Linked DNA regions of Mus musculus: region 2 is linked to region 1. A link is a contact called in ENCODE Hi-C or POLR2A ChIA-PET data. All regions are on one chromosome and are shown on one strand. Each heading gives the region's core, a stretch centred on a gene start or an enhancer-like site at or near the end of the contact. The rest is flanking DNA. Distances are from core to core; before and after follow the strand shown. Region 1 holds the start of Serpinh1 (serine (or cysteine) peptidase inhibitor, clade H, member 1). Region 2 overlaps Gdpd5 (glycerophosphodiester phosphodiesterase domain containing 5).

The links. A loop is a pair of places that touch in the nucleus more often than their neighbours do. ChIA-PET counts read pairs that join two places held with the same protein, here RNA polymerase II (POLR2A).
Region 2: POLR2A ChIA-PET joins it to region 1 with 11 read pairs in Patski. The contact joins the enhancer-like site here to the promoter of Serpinh1 in region 1. A Hi-C loop is called at or near these places in 1 of 37 maps with a recorded cell type or tissue (T-helper 2 cell). POLR2A ChIA-PET finds 5 or more read pairs at or near these places in 2 of 5 experiments (Patski and embryonic stem cell).

Annotation. Positions count from the first base shown.
Region 1 is chr7:99,351,339-99,354,720 of GRCm38, reverse strand. It overlaps Serpinh1 (serine (or cysteine) peptidase inhibitor, clade H, member 1), which reads left to right and starts at 1,482. Exons shown (of 5, transcript NM_001111044.1): 1 at 1,482-1,668.
Region 2 is chr7:99,440,414-99,443,496 of GRCm38, reverse strand. It overlaps Gdpd5 (glycerophosphodiester phosphodiesterase domain containing 5), which reads right to left. Exons shown (of 18, transcript NM_201352.3): 6 at 2,232-2,325; 7 at 1,550-1,609. Among named protein-coding and RNA genes, the nearest start is that of Klhl35, 24 kb to the left of the region's middle. Within about 2 kb of position 1,741, at least 1 of the 3 ENCODE cell types and tissues checked has a DNase peak (open chromatin) inside an H3K27ac peak, as active enhancers do.

The sequences.
Region 1 (3,382 bases), core at 233-2,732:
TCTTCTCAAGACCTTTGACTCTGAGATCCTACCAAGCTAAGATTCCTTCACGAAGTTCAAAGACGTTGTGGGGCTTCTGAATGATATTATCATCTGTGGCAGTCACTTGCAAATCCGTATACTCTCTGATCCTTTGATTGGGGTCTAAGTCTATTAGGATCTAATATTTCCCTCAGCCCGAAGTGGGGAAGGCTGGGGGTCCATTCCCTCCCCCACTGTTCTCTATAACTGCAGAGAACTCATCTTTTGGGATGCTGAGTGCAAGGATACATCTGTTCCACAGGCTCTGCATCTGGGAGAAAGAAAATACTTATGAGTCTGTTGATTGAATGTGAGTGAATGCATACAGGGTCTCTCTGGGGCTGGGGCTGGGGCTCAGTGGCAGGATGCTTTCTTTCCTGGTTTTCCTGAGGATCTGGGTTCCAGCCCCAGTGCACTGAAAAGAGGGGGAAAAGCCTCTCACTCCACCTCCTCTCTAGTGATGTCCATCTGTTGTCTGTCATTCCACTATCAGAAGATAGGAGGATCCTAAAACAACAGGCCTCACCTACTGAATTCCCCACTAGCTGCACACACCCCTCACAAAGGAGGTCCTGAAGGCAGGGACTTTGCCCAGTTGTGCAGATTTGTGCATGACACTAGAATAGTAAAGAATACTATCAGTTAACTCAGGGCTCAAGAAGCTATCTCAGTGTAAGAGGTGGGGTGGGGCGGGAGAGCCTGAGATAGTGAGACCCTGAGCCCCAAGAGGCAATGGAGATAGGGAGGGAGGGAAGGAGATAGCAGGGATGACCCATTTGAGACGGAGAAAGGGGCAGTTAGGACTTAACATCAACCAAGGGTACTGGCCCAGAAGGAAAGTCACACAATGCTGTATTTAATTCATCCAGGATGTTCCCTGCTGTATACTACTTCATGTCCAGTGGAACCACCTAGGTGTCTGTCTGAAATCAGTTCAAGACTTGGTTGCCAGGGTGAGGGTCCAGCTAGAATTCTCAGGGCCTCTCCTCCCCAGGGATGTTTCAAGGGTGAACCCTGGTTTGGAGAGGGACCCCTGCCTCTGACTTTTTCCTAAGGCAAAGGAGAGGGCCCCTGACTAAGGAGTAGCATCAGGGGTCCCTGATTAAAGCTTGATAACAGTAGGCAATGGATCTACTGGGGCAGAGCAGGGTCATGTGGGGCAGAAGGGATATGTGATCAGAGCAGGCTTGTGTGGGCAACCCCGAGAAGACGACAACTCCAGTCCCCGAGCGCAGGACTTTGGAGCCTGTCTGCCTTCAGTTCACTCTCGAGTCTAAACCCTGCTTTTCCACGTCCAGGACCGCGGAATCCCAAGAATGCCCTGGCTCCCAAGGTCTAGCTGGTGCGGGAGGAGAGTCCCCTCTACCTAGTAGGGCGAGGGGGCAGTAGGACCCAGGGGCTGGGAGAGAGCCCGCAGGCACAGGGGCGGGAGCCAGGGTGGTTTGGGGGAGGTCTTTGGCTTTTTTTCTCCTCTCCGAGCCACGGCGCCCTCCGGAAGCGTTTCCAACTTTCCAGAAGTTTCTTGGGACAGGCAGGAGGGGGTGGGGCCAGCCATATATAGATCCAGGGCCCGGGGCAGTGAGCTGAGCAGAGCCTGTCTGAGGAGCGATTGCCCTGTCGGTCCCGGAGCAGCCCAGCCCGGCCCAGGTGAGGGGCGGGAGCGGCCGGGCGATTTGGGGTTGCGCATTGGCCAAGGGGGAACGGATCGCTCCAAAGCTTGGGGTCCTGACACAGGTGGGCAGTGAAAGATCGGACTTGGAACTGTCACTTGCCTGGGTTCCCTGGAGCTGCGGTCTAGTACGCGGACTGCCTGGTAAAGTACGGAGAAGTCTCAGCTCGGGGAAGGTTAAAGGTGGTGAGAGGGAATGCGTAGAGCTGGGACTAAATGCTGGTGACCTTCTGCACAACTGAGAGGGGAGGGGAAAGACCTGACTGTCCCATCGTCCACGGGGAAGGGCCAGCTCTGCAGTCCCTAACTCAGGAGTGGAGGCCCAGGGACCCGCAGTGATTGATCCCAGACCAACCTCCCCACAGGCTGTGTAGGGGCCTCTGAACCTAGCACAAGAGGTGTAGACTTGGTGTCTCATCTCTAGCTGTTAAGGACCCCCTTGCTTTGGGGAGCAGTCGCTTTTTAATCAGTATCCTATGTGGAAGGTGGCCGGACTTGACCAATTAGTTCTGCTTTCACCTCACCCGAAAGGGGTGTCGTCAGGGTCCACAGGCCCTGGGTGACTTGAGTCACCCTGGTCCTTCCGTCCACCCATCTGGTTCCTGCAGGGCGAGGACTTCCTCTGAGGCTTTGAGGTATCCTGCCTCCAGCTTGGGGGACATTCCTGAGCCTCCAGACGAAAGGAAGAAGGCATCCATTCCCTGTATGGTCTAACGGCCTAGCTATCAACTTCCTGTGCTTCCTTCTGGGCCCTTTGGCATCCAGGGCACGCATGGAGGCCCTTGGAAAACTGGGGGCTTTGGTTGCCTGGAAGTAAGGCCGAGGCCACACCCTACTCTCTGATAGTTCTGTACCCATCCCCCATTTCCGTCTGGTCCTTTGTCTCTCTCCGAGGATTCCCTGCCGAGGTGTTTTTGTAGTGGGTTGCTGTGTAACAGGACTCCACAGTGGTCGGCCTGGGAGCTTTGCTGAAGGCAGAGCCCCCGGGAGAAAGCCTGACCTGCTTGAGCCGAAGAGGCCCAAGCTGGGCCCTGGTTTCTGCCTCTGCAAAAGAGGTCATCCACCTCCTTACTCCGGGTACCCACTGGGGACTGGGCCCGACCGGCCTCTGCTCCCCACGTCTCTAGGGGTTCCCATTTCTTCACTCTTCTGTTTTCTTTCAGAATGAAAAAGGCAGGCAATGATCTCCCTCTGAGGCCCTTTCAAGGTACTTTAGACCCACCAAGTGTCTGAGAAACCCCCTGGTGCTCCTCCCTGCCTCCTGGCATCTGCTCCCCTTACAGGCTTCCCATCACAGGCTCCCTGGCCCAGTGGTGGACACGGCCTTTGGCTCTGTGATATCTTATATTTTTTTGGTTTTGTTTTGATGGTACTGTAAAATGTCTAACCTTGGCCGGAGGGCTGGCGTTTCCCTGTGGCAGATGGGCTGGGCTTGCCTGTGCAGATGGGCTGCGGGAGGTTGGCTTGCTTGCAGAGACTTGCCTACTTTCATCCCTAATGCTGGGCTTAACGGGGTGGCCCTTCTCCCCAGCCCTGCCTGCCCCCTCAGATTTTTGAGGCACAGTTGTAAAACTAAAACCCCTGAGGCTCCTGGATTCCCCCGGCAAATCCTCCTCACCCCAGGTTCCCAAGCCAGGCCTCCAGGTTCTTACCCTCGGCTGGCCTATGGAGATAAAGCAGCTTTTGCCTGCC
Region 2 (3,083 bases), core at 492-2,991, 89 kb before region 1:
GAGGGACCCCTCGGGGACCCTTCTGATCTGGCTGGCTCTGTAGAACTGCAAGCTTCTCCCTTAGGATCAAGCATGTGTGACCTGACCTGCTGAGAGCCAGGCACAGCCCCGGGAGGTCACCACAGCATGTGTGCCCGGTCCCCAGATGCCAGCTGATAGATATCCTCTTTCAAGTGTTAGCCATGCAGCTGAGAGAAGAAAGCACCTCCCAGAGTGGGCTGAGGAAGTCCCAGAGCAGTCCTCAGTATGGAGTCATCAGCAGGGACTGCTCTCTTCATCCCAGCAAGACTTCAGTCACCCAGGCCTGGCTCCCAAGGTGCTCCCCTCCCGCTCCGCTCTAACTCAAGTTTGCCTGTGCTCCCTCTCCTTCCTTCTGTCTCCCTGCTAGCTGGGGCAGTCTCCTAGGTCCTGTTTGTTTCCAGACATTTCTGCCTCTTCTTAGAATGTGTGCCTACTTCTAGCCATGCTGTGGTGAAAGAGATGACTCCTCCCCACTCCACTACCACAGCCCCTGGAGCCCCCACCTTCCCATCTCCACCCCTCAGAGCTCCTCATAGGGGATGGCTCTATTTTGGCCAGGACTAGCCCAGGCCTATGACCCTGATCAAGCATAGCAGGTATCAACAACCTATACTCAGCATAGGTGTGTGTGTGTGTTTGTGTGTGTGTGTGTGTATGTGTGTGTGTCAGAGACAGAGAGGGACAGAGAGAGGCAGAGAGAGACAGAGGGGAGGGAAAGGAAGAGGGAGAGGGAGAGAGAGAGGGAAAGGGAGAGAGAGAGAGGGAGAGAGAAGGTTTGGACCAGTTAGTCTGGAATGAACACTGGGGACAGCAGAAGAAGCCACCAGTGCCAGTTTAGTCTTCAAGGGTCACCAAATTAGAGTGGGTTGGGATCAGGCACCTGATGGAATTGATAACACAAATGTTGTAAAATGTATCTGGGAGGGGAGGCTGCCGGAGCTGAGGAGAACCCCTGCCTTGGGATACAGGCTGCAAAGAGAGGGTTCAAATACAGAAAAGGGCTCAAAGAGAGAGAACAAATGAAGGCCAGAGCAAGGGGGTAAAAGCCAAGGAAGGGTGGGCATGCCAAGGGTAGGAATGATGTCTCCCACAGTAGAAGCTGAGGTGACTGTCCCATGGTGGTAGCAGAGAGTCATCAGGACCAGACTGGGACAGTCTGGGCTATCCCAGACACCATCACCAGAACTCAGGGATACAGTAGAGAAGGCGGAGCGAAGGCAGAGCGGGTGCTGTTGAGTGCCTGGCCGCAGGGCAGAACACTAGGCCTCCCATTCACCCTGTGAGACCTTACACATGTTGTCTAACCTCTGGGTTTTGCCCCTGCAGCGCAGGATGGTGGCCATGCGTACTCTGCAGGGCTGTAAGGGTTAAGGGAGTGAATGCAAACTGGGCAGGCCGTGCCTGGCCCAGTAAGAGTTCAGTGGAATAGCAGAGCAGATACAGAGGCGAGCCAGGGGGAGGGACCACCCAGGCTACCCTGTGCTTCCAGGCCTCTGTTCCCCTCCCCCTTAGAGCAGCCTTCCATTACCTTGTGTATCCAGTGCAGGTTCAACTGCTGCCCCACAGCGATGTGACATAGTGCCAGGACCTGAAGAGAGGCCCAGGGGGCCAGTCAAGCCACCACGTGTGCCTAGAAAGCTTGCCAGCTCTCCAAACACCCTGCCCCACACTCCTGCCCTTGGTGTGACCCTAGGCAGGCAACACACCCTCCCCACAGGCACCAGGAATGCCCGGGCCAGCCCTGTCCAGGCCTGGCTTCCTTCCAGATTACTCCAGGCCTCAAGCCTCCTCCTTTGGGAATTCCCCTGTGAAAGGTCCCTGGGTTCGGCTGCAGGAAGACTGCCCTGCATAACACTTCAGCTTGTTGGGAGATTCAGAGGCAGATCTGAGCCCTGCCCCCAAGGAGCTGCCAGTGCTGAGTGTGCTCAACCCGAGTCTCTCAGTGTGGAGGGCACTGTGGGTAGGCAGCCCAAGCAGTTTCTGGAAGACGTCTGTAGTAGATGCTGAAAGCCAGAATGGCTCCTCTGCCTGGATGGCAGGGAGGGGCTTTCAGAGGGACAGCCGAAGGAGACTAGGAAAATGAGACCTCCTCCTGCCAAGCAACACCGAAGGAGTCCGGGTGGACAATAGCCCTATACCCCTGTAGACCGCCAAGCCTGCTCCTCCTGGGAGCAGAGCCACCAAGGGACCCTCCCCCAACCCCTCCATACCAGGAGGCCTGCGATGTATGTGAAAGCAGCAGCCGAGGTCACCAGGATGGGCACGGACCAGTCGCTCCAGTAGCCCATGCGGTTGTAGAGGTACCTGGTGGGAGAAGGACAGAAGTCAGACAGACCTCCACTGAGCCATGGCCCAGCCAAGGATCTAGGACAGTCTCAGCTCTCAGGAAGCTGCAGTCGGAGAACCACAAACGGGCCCTTCCCGCCCTCTATCGGCAATCAGTGTTTCCTTTATTGACAGTCATGCCTACTTCTGGTGGGCACTCAGAAAGCAAGAAGCAGAATCGGCCAGAGTCACCATTCTGAAGGCCACTACACTTCCTTCCCATGGGCCCCTGCACTGCACCTTTATTCGCGCATGAACAGCGGATCCGGGATAACCACCCCAGGGCTGTTCCACACACCTGTGCCCGCCACCCTCAGGAGCATGGCCAGCACAACCCTGAGGGATGAACACACTCTGAGATCTAATCCCCACACTGCCTCTTGCTGGCTCTTAGGACCTTGTGGCAATGACAGGTGTTACAGAGCCCAAGATGCCCTTGACTGTGCCATTCACCTCAAGTTCAATGGCAAAACGTGAAAATGTGGAGCCTTAGAGGTGGAGATCTGTACCACTCCAGTTTGCTCACCTGGAGGATGGAGATGGTGGAACGCCCATCATAGGGCTTCAGGGAGTGAAGGGAGGGAGGCTTGTGGCAAGGACATAACAAACTCTTCCTAACATGAGCATTCACTGAAACCAGAAAAAGTGCTGAGAAAATGTGATTTAAAAAAAAAAAAAACCAAAAAAACCAGCACGTGGTCTTCTTGAACTCATGGGCTGAATATAGGCAGCTTCCC